2 separate regions of the Homo sapiens genome follow, and region 1 is linked to region 2. The links are chromatin loops, found by intact Hi-C in ENCODE. Cell type or tissue: stomach. All regions are shown on one strand. Region 1 has its middle 7.4 kb from the start of SH3KBP1. Region 2 overlaps SH3KBP1 (SH3 domain containing kinase binding protein 1).

Evidence for each region. Peaks named below come from ENCODE experiments on the same cell type or tissue, not always from the same donor. Only the 100,000 strongest peaks of a DNase experiment are listed, where the experiment ranks them.
Region 1: it touches region 2 in a loop (3-fold over the local background); 75 of 110 quality-filtered maps call a loop at or near these places.

Annotation. Positions count from the first base shown.
Region 1 is chrX:19,893,741-19,896,240 of GRCh38, reverse strand. No RefSeq gene overlaps it. Among named protein-coding and RNA genes, the nearest start is that of SH3KBP1, 7.4 kb to the right of the region's middle. In stomach, no CTCF peak of the experiment used is centred here; no DNase peak of the experiment used is centred here.
Region 2 is chrX:19,583,563-19,586,062 of GRCh38, reverse strand. The region is part of intron 12 of SH3KBP1 (SH3 domain containing kinase binding protein 1); the gene reads left to right. Among named protein-coding and RNA genes, the nearest start is that of MAP3K15, 69 kb to the right of the region's middle. In stomach, no CTCF peak of the experiment used is centred here; no DNase peak of the experiment used is centred here.

The sequences.
Region 1 (2,500 bases), 310 kb before region 2:
CTGTCTCTATGGATTTGCCTGTTCCAGAAATCTCATATACATGGAACCATATAATAGGTGGCTTTCGACAACTGGCTTCTGTCACTTAGCATCATATTTTCAAGGGTCAACCATGTTGTGGCATAAATCAGTACTTCATTCCCTTTTGTATTCATTTTTTTTTTTTTTTTTGAGACAAAGTCTTGCTCGGTCACCCAGGCTGGAGTGCAGTGGTGCAATCTTGGCTCACTGCAGCCTCAAACTCCCAGGCTCAAGTGATCCTCCCACCTCAGCCTCCCATGTAGCTGGGACTACAGGCACACGCCAGCATGCCTGGCTAATTTTTGCATTTTTTTGTTTTTGTTTTTGTAGAGACAGGGTTTCGCTGTGTTGCCCAGGCTGGTCTTGAATTCCTGGACTCAAGCGATCCACCCACCTTGCCCTCCCAAAGTGTTGAGATTACAGGCATGAGCTACCGAGCCTGGCTGTATTCGCTCTTAATAACATTCAAATTTGAATTCATTATCTCCTCCACATCCCTACCCCAACAAAAACTTCCTTCTCCACTTAGTGGATTTCTCCACTTAGTTGAAACTCCATTATCTATCCAACTTCCAAGCCAACTAACAAAATATCTCTATTGAATCCTCCATCTTTGCTCCCTATCCTCTCGTCAAATCCACTGCCTCATCAGAGCCTGTCAAATGTATTTCAAAAATGGCTCTAGAATGTAACCTCTCCTCTTTGTTAGTATCATTGCCATCATATTTCTTGCCTTTACCACCTCTGGCCTGTTGCTGGCCTCCCACCTGCAAGCTCTTCCTCCAGTCCTTTCTCCACAGAGCTCACCAGTTACCTCCCTAAAAACAGCCTGCTTAGAAATCTGTGCTCCAGGCCAGGCACGGCGGCTCATACTGGTAATCCCAGCATTTGTGAGGCCGAGGTGTGTGGATCACTTGAGGCCAGGAGTTTGAGACCAACTTGGCCAACATGGTGAAACCCCATCTCTACTAAAAATACGAAAATTAGCCAGGTGTGGTGGTGCACACCTGTAATCCCAGCTACTCGGGAGGTTGAGGCAGGAGAATTGCTTCAACCCAGGAGGCAGAGGTTGCAGTGAACCGAGATTGTGCCACTTCACTCCAGCCTGGACAACAGAGTGAGACTCTGTCTCAAAAAAAAAAAAAAAAAGAAAAGAAAAGAAAAGAAAAAAGAAACCTGTGCTCCTACCCATTGCCTGCAGGGTCTTGTTTGATCTGGCCCTGACATAGAAACCATTTAGAATCAGACATTTCACTACACTCCTGCCCCTTCCACAGGAGACCCCTTGAAAATGCCATCTGTTCTGCAGACTCTGCACATCCTCACTTGTTCTTCCCTCTGTCAGGAACACGGGCCAATGTCTGTGCAGCCTGGAGGCTGAGCTCCAAAGGAACCCAGCCTGTGAAGGAGCCCCTGAGCTTAGCTTCTCCCGAAGGTTCTGGGACAAAAAGAGAAACTATGTTTGCAAGTCAATTCCTACTTTTAAATTTTCATTACCGATGAGATCAAAAGCCTCCCATAGTAATTTATCAGTTTCCATTTTTAAAAATTGGCCTGTTGATACAGTTTATTCCTATGTTAAATGCCATTGTTCTATTTAATGTTAACATTTATTTATTTAGACGGAGTCTTGCTCTGTTGCCCAGGTTGGAGTGCAGTGGCACAATCTCGGCTCACTGCAACCTGTACCTCCCGGGTTCAAACGAGTCTTCTGCCTCAGCCTCCCCAGCAGCTGGAATTAACGTGCGTGCACCACCACATCCGGCTAATTTTCATATTTTTAGTAAAGACGGGGTTTCACCATGTTGGCCAGGCTGGTCTTGAACTCCTGGCCTCAAGTGATCTGCCTGGGTAGGCCTCCCAAAGTGCTGAGATTCCAGGCGTGAGCCACCATGCCTGGCTTAATGTTAACATTTATTACAATATATATATCACACATATGATCTTAATGTCTGGTGCTTTGGGAACTTTTTTGATTATCATTTGATTTGCCTTTTAATTGTGAAAATGTAGTTCCTTACACATGACCCCTTGTGATTTTGGTGGGGGAGGAAACCAGCAGGATGGGTAGAAAACAGTAGAAACCATGTTTTTTGTTAATCTCCTGGGACCATTCTCCCAATTTACTATTTTCTTAGACAAAGCAGTGCTGTGGAAAAGGATGGAAAAATGTTCTTGGCAAGTTCATCTGTGCACCAGGGCTCTTTTTGCGCACTTTGGATACAAGCTTGTGTGACCAGTCAGCTTGGGAGTTGATTACTCAGGCATTCTTTGGATTTTTAAACGAGGACATCCTATTTTTGTAGCATTGTGGACATGCACGTCTCACCTTCTAGTTGCTTCCTTTGTGTTTTCCTTTGTTTACAAAGCGAGGCGTTCCCACAAACCTTGTAAAGAAGGTCATGGTTTAGCTGTTTCATAAGTGATCTACTTCTCTGATTTGATTCGTTTGTTCATCTTTATAGAGCAGGTGAACCCA
Region 2 (2,500 bases):
AGAGAGGTTCGTGAAGCCAGTGGAAGATGTAATTGTTCTTAACAGTGCGTGCCATCTGAGCAGCCTGGGAGAGGGTGGTCAGCCCCCAGCCCTCCACACACTCCATGGCTGCCTAGCTCCCTAGACACTGGTTTGCAGGAGGGTGTGGGGGAGGAAAGCCCTGAGATTCCTGCTTAGCCGGTTTAAGGGAGGGCAGTGCCTGCTCTAACTCAGTGGTTCTCAAACTTCAGCATGCCTCCGAATCACCTGGAGAACTTGTTCAAAGCAGATGGCTGGGTGCTATCCCCACAGTTGCTGACTCAGTAGGTCTTGGGTGGGCCTGAGAATTTACATTTTTAAAAGCTGCTGCTGCTGCTGCTGCTGCTGCTGCTGGTAGTGGTGGTGGAATCCACACCGTGACACCCATTGCTCTAGATTCTTCCAAGTTGTTGACGGTGCTCGCCCCTCCTTGCCTGGCTGCCTCTCAAGCGCCTGCTCGTGCTTCAGATTTGAGAGCCCCTGTTAGCATGCCCTCCTCTGGAAGCCTTCCCTTAGATCTCATGATTGCTCTCTCCTCCAAATGCCTGCCACCCGTGTTTAGCCTAGTGCTGGGCCCCATGCTGTGCTACTTGGGATGCAAACACCCCCGGACTTCTTTACCAGATTTAAAGCAGATCAAGAGTGTGTTTTGTCATCTCCACATGCCTTACGGTGTCGAGCATATGGTAGTGGCTCATTTAACAAACACTTGTTGAATGCCATGGTTCCTTAAAAGAGGGGGAGGTGCCAGTGCTTATATTTTGTTCAATTTTGCCTCTCCTGTCGTCCTTCCCAGCCTCCGTACATTTAGTACATTTAGTACATTTAGTACATTTAGTATGCGTGTCTTACATTCTAAGTAACCTATTATGCCATGGATTGCCACACAAAAACACTTTTAAAAGTCAGAGAAAGGCTTATTGTTCCTTGGTACTTAATGCACTTTATATTTTTTTGCTAAGCGATTACATTGAACAACCAACCTGTATATTGGTTTATGCACTTGTTTTCTTCTGCCAAGTTAGTGGAGGTAGGAATGTTAATTCAAATAGTCTTGTGTCAGTGGTCCTCTGGAGAAAGGGTATTGTGTTCTGTGTGAACCCAGATCTTCGCCAGGATTTACCTGACCAGGTGAATGGATGGATAGATGGACGATTGCATGCATGGACATGTAGTCACTGTAAGCAGCTCTCATTGGAAGCCAGGCATTGCCACTCCAGCTGCAGCGTCCGGGCTCACGCTGCTTCTCACCAGCCAGTAATCTTGCTGCCAAGTGCGGCTTTCAGAGGAGAGTAATTTCTTTCTCTTTAAACAGGAGCTAACATCTTTCAGAAAAAAGGAATACTGTACATAAGTTTAGGAAAAGCATCATCACTTTCAGATATATTCACTTAACAAAAAACGTATTACAGGGCCAGGTACAGTGGCTCCTGTCTGTAATCCCAGCACTTTAGGAGACCAAGGTGGAAGGATAACTTGAGGCCAGGAGCTCGAGACCAACCTGGGCAATATAGTGAGACCACATCTCTACAAAAAAATTTTTAAAAATTATGCAGGCATGGTGGTACACATCTGTAGTCTCAGCTACTCAGGATGCTAAAGTGGGAGGATTGCTTAAACCCAGGAGGTTGAGTCTGCAGTGAACTGTGATGGTGCCACTGCACTCCAGCCTGGGCAACAGAGTGAGACCTTTCCTCCATAAATATATATATGTGTATTTATATTTATAAATACATATTTATAAATATAAATATAAATATATTTATATATATATAAATATGTATTTTGTATATTTATATACATATATTTATATATATTTATAAATATAAATATATATTGACATATATTTATAAATATAAATATATTATATATAAATATATATAAATATATTATATATAAATATATATTATTAATATGGTAACATAAAATCAGTTGGACATTGTATATTTTGTATATACAATTAATATATATTTATCTATTTTGAAATATAGAAAAGAATATTACAAATATATATTCATATATTTGTAATATATATTTTATATATTGTTAATATAAATATTTAGAAATATATCATTAATATATATTAACAATATATATTTATAAATATAAATATAAATGATATATATTTATATATTTAGAAATATATAAACATATACCATTGATATATAAATATATGTTAACAAATATATACATATGTGTTAATAAATATATTAGTATATTAATATAGTTATAAGTATACATAAATAATATATATTATTAATAGCACCATAATTATTAATAATTATAATAATACTATAATTAGTAATTATATTAGTCCTGGTCAGACCCAGGTGTTCCAGTTCACAGTTTTTAGGAATTATATCTAGGAAAACCACAGTGACATCAGTCAGCAGTCTGTGTTCAGCCTGAGCAAGTGGAAACGCACATGAAGGCTCTTACAGTGATCGCTCCCTTCCTCAGATAGTAATATACTTGACCTTTA